2 separate regions of the Homo sapiens genome follow, and region 1 is linked to region 2. The links are chromatin contacts, found by Hi-C in ENCODE. All regions are on one chromosome and are shown on one strand. Each heading gives the region's core, a stretch centred on a gene start or an enhancer-like site at or near the end of the contact. The rest is flanking DNA. Distances are from core to core; before and after follow the strand shown.

Region 1 (2,921 bases), core at 193-2,692, 1.2 Mb before region 2:
ATAAAATAGAGAAATGTATTATATACAACCACACGTTAAGCATATCTAATTGGGAAGGAAGGACCGCAATATTAAGCATGTAACTTCATTACTAACCTTCTAATATATACGTCTAATATCATAAAATGAATTAGGTTGTGCTTAAGCAGTAGCACTAAGTAGTTTAAGCACCTAAGACTGACTTAGATCATTAGATGTTTAACTCTGGGGACATTACGTAACTATTTGAAGCCTCTATTTCCAAATCTGTAAAACGGAGTATGTAACAGTAACTACTCCAAAGGTGTATAAACGGGAACTGAATGAGATAAGCACGATAATAAGTGCAATGCTGGGATATAGTATGTGTTCAGTAAACATAGCCTTCATTATAATTTATCATAGCTTTTCTGAAATGATTTGATTTACAAAACAGATTTAGACAACTTTTCAAGAATATCAGTCCTGTGGAAAATAGAACCAATACTTTAAAAAAGAGTCCTTTTAAGTGAGATTCTCACAAGCATTTACCACACAGATATACTCTTAATCTTGCCCGCGAACTTCAGAGCATCTCAATCGAGGCATTAACATTCTAGGCACCAAATTATTTTTCCGGACTGCTCTGACCATGAAGGACTTTCTGCATCCTTGCCCCGCCTACTATGCGACAGCAGTGTACCCCAGGAAATATGACAATCAAAATGCACTCACTCATTCAAACACCACTGGAGGGCGGTACGGCCCGAATTGAGAATCACCGAAAGAGGATCCACCCCAAATCTTCCAGAGTTCCTTTACTACCTTCTAGATTCAATTCCACCCCGAAAATCTACAGCTCCAAAGGTACAAGAACATCCAGGGCCTAACCACATCCGCAGGGTTAGAAGACGTCTGCTGAAGCCCCGCCACCCTCTTCCTGACCACCTTTCAGATGGCCGACTTCATAATAGGGAGTATTCGCTGCCTGCAAGATCTCCCACCCTATAAGGAACTCCGACGCCTACTTTCAGCCTCTGCTCATGGCTGGAAAATATCTCGGGTCCTCTGGCTTCACTGTGGAAGACCTGATGCGTATTCCAGCGAAATCGGGACCACAGACGCACAGTGAAACTTGGGGGTGAGGGGGACCAGACTCAGCCCTGGGCTGTGAGAGATTACACACCTGGGTCCAGCGGCCCAAGCCTCACTGCCTGGAATCTCAAACCCCAACTCGAGGGCTGGAGCCGCAGCACCGACGCGCGCCATTCAAACTGGGGAGGGGTGGGACTCTAGGCCCAGAATTAGGGAAAAGCAGGCACCGCACATAAGTGGGGTCCTAGACTCCGAGAAACCTCACGGTCTCGTCTCTCCATGAAGACCTGGTTATCGCTCAGCTCAATCGTCTTTCTGTCTGGCCACACTTACCCGAATTTACCGCCAAAGGCGTCGCCATCTTAGAGGCGCACTAACAGAGCCCTTCTGCCGCATGGAGGCCCCGGGAAAGGGTGAGGCTGACCTGAGCGAAGCCTGAACAAAAAGGCACCACACTGTCCCCTCCACGCTGGGCCGTCCCAGGCGTACAAAAGGCTCCAGAATCTGCTCTGGGTCACAAACATCAATTTTCATTGGGATTATTCCCATTCAAATAAGGCGAGGGCAACCACTTCAGAGACACGAGGTCCTCGATCCGACGTTCATCGTGTAGTGCATCCTGGGACTTGTAGTTTCTAATGATGAGTTGGTTAAGTGGAGAGGAAAAAGTAAAGTGGAATAGAAAAAGATATTCTGAGAGTAGTTATTAAAATGACGCCCATTTATGACATTATAAAAGCCGTAAATTCAAATCATTATCTCCGCTTCAAGTTAAATCTTCCTTACAGTGGGGAGTGAAGTAAGGTATGAAGTGTCTACACCTCAAAAAGCCACTGACCGGTTACAAACTAAGTTTCCGTGACATTTCAGTTTACCAAATATATTCTGTCAACATAGTTGCGTAGAGCGAAACAAATCATAATTTTTAATTATAAAATTTTCAAACGGATACAAAATTAGAATAGCAAACACTCAGCATCAATAACGTGGCCAATTTCCCACCACGGCAGCCCCAACCCACCCTTACCACCCCAACACCCTCCCCTCCCCACCCCCCGCCCCCGATTAGTTTGAAACAGATTCCAGACATATCGTTTCATAATCACCAAGTATTTTTCTACCTGAGCACCCAAAGTAGCTGAACTCTTTCTTCAGCTGTTAAATTTTAGTTTGCTGATTTTCAAACTAAAATGTAAATAATCATTGCTATTTACAGCTATGTATTAAGAAAAATTTTATAGCCATTATCTCATTTAATCCCTGCAAACCATTCTATTGGGAAAATGATATGATTATAACTATTTATGTCAGAGACGCTCCATGTGCCTTACAATCTCATTGTATTAACTCTCCATCATTCCCATTTCACTGTTGGAAATCAGAATCAAATAATTTAGACAAAAGCATAGAGTATGTTAAGAATATCCAGAACTGGCAGGGCGCAGTGGCTTATGCCTGTAATCCCAGCACTTTGGGAGGCCAAGGCAGGCGATCACTTAAGGTCAAGTGTTTGAGACCAGCCTGGCCAGGAAGGTGAAACCCCGTCTCTACTAAAAATACAAAAATTAGCCAGGCATGGCGGCACGCACCTGTAACCCCAGCTGTTCGGAAGGCTGAGGCAGGAGAATCCCTTGAACCCGGGAGGTGGAGGTTGCAGTGAGCTGAGATCATACCACTGCACTCCAGCCTAGGCAACAGAGTGAGTGAGACTCCATTTAAAAAAAAAAAGAATATCCAGAACAGAACATTTATTCTTTTGAACAAATAATATCAAGTGACACAATGTACATTAGGTTTGAAACACAAAAATCACTGGTGATTTTTTCTAAAAGTCATTGATATATAGAGACAAATGCCAAACTACGATT
Region 2 (2,892 bases), core at 149-2,648:
TTATGTTAGTTCTTCTTCCTACTCACCTTTTTAAGGCAGCAGTTCTCAAATTCTAGAATGCATTAGAATTAGAACGTGGAGTGCTTGTTAAAAATACAAGTTTCTAGAACCCATACACAAGGATTTTGACTTGGTAGGTCTAAAGCGAGACCCAATAATCTGCACTCGATAACGAGTACTTCAGATGATTCCAATGTGATCTCCCAGTCACGGACTGGGAAAAAAGCATTCCAAACTATTTTGTAGATCTCGAGAAAGACTTCAGAATGTTCGTGTCTCACAGGAAATAGCAAAAACAATATAGCATTCCAAAATCCTACCTAGCTTTGTACCGTGTACTTTGCTATTGCTGTTGGATTCAATTACAACGGAAATATTTGATGTGGTAAAATACTGAGCAGTGATGCTAACCTTTTATAGTAGACACTGGGAAGCAGAAAGGAAGTGTAAACACGTTTCCCTTAAAAACTAGTCTTGCTGGGTGGATAAAGTGTGCATACCTATTTTACAAATAAAGAATAGTGCCGCACTAGCTTATGTACGTAATATGTGCTTAACAAACATTTGTTCATTGAGTAAGTAAGAGTCAAGTCGAATGGCTCAGATTGTAAGTGCTATGAGAATTCCACTGTAAGAAGAGGGAAGTATGCCTTCTTTTCACCATTAAAGATCTGATTGCTGATATTGGCATTTTTGCCAGTAGAAGAGCCTGGACGTTGGCAGTTTTCAAAGCCCCCAGGTGATTTGACTGCGCAGCTAAGTTTGAGAACCACGGAGGTAAAGGAAGGGAGTACCTTAAAGAGCTAGGATTAGGGATAATATCAATAGATCACCTTTAAGGCTGCACCTCAGCCTAATTAAATCAGAATCGCTGGGGGTGGGACTTGGCTATCAGTCATCTTTAAAGCTCTCCAAGTGATTCCAATGTACAGACGTGGTTGAGAGCCATTGCTTTACTTGAATTCTCAGTGGTTCTTAATCCTGGCAGCATAATAGAGTCACCAAAGATACATATATATATATCAGTTCAGGAAGCAGAGTTGTTTCAGATGCTAGAACACCTCCAACGAGCAGTCACAGCTCTGTAGTTCTAGTGCCGCCGCTGCCAGCAAGTTTGTTGTGACCCTGGCGGCCGAGTTACTTTCAGCGCTCTGGGCGGTCTCGCAAGAAACACTGACGCTTTGGGACTTCATTTCCCAGCAAGACCCGCGGCCGCCTATCGCGCGAGTCATGCCGGGCACCTCGTCCCCCTGTCCTCTCTGGCGGAGCTGCCTGGCGGAAGCGGGAACGTCGCATCCTGAGGTAAAGGTGCACGGCATCCTGGGACATGTAGTCTGGCCGGGGCTCGGACGCCCCCTCGGATGAATGGGACCGAAGCTGACTGCGAACTACAGCTTCTTGGCAGCGTCGGTGTTGGCCGCGGGAGAAGGGGAGACCGCGGCGGCCCCCAGTGAGAGCGGCTTTCCAGGACGGTGCGATGTGCTGCGCAGCGAAGAGGCAGGAGGCCGGCTTCCTGGGGTAGCGGTACAGGCGGGCGCTTACTCTGTGCGCTTGCTTCCCCAACCCTGCACCGGCCATGCGCCCGGCCTTGGCGGTGGGCCTGGTGTTCGCAGGCTGCTGCAGTAACGTGATCTTCCTAGAGCTCCTGGCCCGGTGAGTGACCCGCTCGGGCCGCACCCGGTCTCCCGGGGCGGGGCGGAGGAAGCCAGAGGAGAGGTCCCCCCGGGACGCGCCCACGCCCTGTCCCCACCCCGCCGCCCACGGAGCCCGGGGCAGGACGGCCTGAGCCCCCCAGCAATCCGTCCTGTCTGGGCAGCCTGGGACCCCGCTGAGTCCGCTGCTTCCCAAAACTGCGCACCGGCGGCAGTCCCGCCTAACAGTTTCAAAGCATTCCTGCGAGGGGAAGACTCAGGGTGTTGCTGTCGTCACCCCTTTTCCACACTCGGGGGGTATTGAAGTCTGAAGAGTTTTTCACATGACCAGTCCAAGGTCGGCAGAGAGCTAGTGTCAGAACCAAGGTTCCTTCACCAAACCACTCTCTCTTCCTTCCCATCCAACTCTAGCTCTTTTTTCGATCCTGTTAAATGGCACAGGCTGGACTTGAGCAAAGGTTTTTGACTTGTAAAGCAGTCTGACTTTGTACATACTGCAAAGAAAGTTTTATTTTTATTACGGCATCCTGCAAAGCATTTGCTTTATTGGCCTTGGAAATGGTTATGAGTACTTTGCCCAAACATACATAAATGATGCGGTAGAACAGATTTTTATGTAGAAGATCAGTCCACGTGACCCGAGAGTGCTCTTTGAGGTGGCTTGCAAAAAGACAAAAAAAAAAGCAAGTAGAAGATTGGTCCAAGTGACCTGAGAGGGCTCTTTGAGGTCACTTTGAATGTGCAAAGTTCAGTGGATAGAAGCTATAACAGAAGAGACAACAGGTGGTGTGGAAAAGCCTCCAGGACTAAAAAGCTGGGTTGTGAATTTCACTCTTGGCTCCGTCGTCCACTGGCTGTGTAGCCCTTCAAGTCACTTAGCCTCTCTTGGGCTCCTTTTCCTGGCAGTAAAACAATACCTATAGTGTTCTCTAGCTCGTGTTTCTGAATCTATACATTACAAGTTGAGTATCCTTCATTTGAAATGCTTGGGAACGGGTGTTATTTGGTGTTTTTTGTTTTTTGTTTTTTTTTTGGATTTGGGAGTATTTGCATATACATAATGAGATATTTTACGGATGGTACCCAAATCTAAACACAAACTCATTTGTGTTTCTTATACACCTTATACACATAACCTTAGCTTGAAGGTAATTGTATACAATATTTTTAATAATTTGTACATGAATTAAAGTTTGTATACGTTGAACTATCAGAAAGCAAAGGTGTCAGGTGTGGAATT

The links. A loop is a pair of places that touch in the nucleus more often than their neighbours do. Pooled maps may share reads with other maps.
Region 1: a map of CD8-positive, alpha-beta T cell shows a loop between it and region 2 (17-fold over the local background). The contact joins the promoter of NUP205 here to the promoter of SLC35B4 in region 2. A Hi-C loop is called at or near these places in 4 of 168 maps with a recorded cell type or tissue (B cell, CD4-positive, alpha-beta T cell, CD8-positive, alpha-beta T cell and 1 more), 1 of 37 single-sample maps with no recorded cell type and 14 of 50 pooled maps.

Annotation. Positions count from the first base shown.
Region 1 is chr7:135,556,438-135,559,358 of GRCh38, reverse strand. NUP205 (nucleoporin 205) reads right to left here and starts at 1,442. Exons shown (of 43, transcript NM_015135.3): 1 at 1,387-1,442. The coding sequence starts at 1,414. RefSeq lists enhancers at 732-851, 922-981, 1,042-1,091, 1,472-1,601.
Region 2 is chr7:134,315,436-134,318,327 of GRCh38, reverse strand. It overlaps SLC35B4 (solute carrier family 35 member B4), which reads left to right and starts at 1,398. Exons shown (of 10, transcript NM_032826.5): 1 at 1,398-1,653. The coding sequence starts at 1,577. RefSeq lists an enhancer at 878-1,607 and a silencer at 1,688-1,857.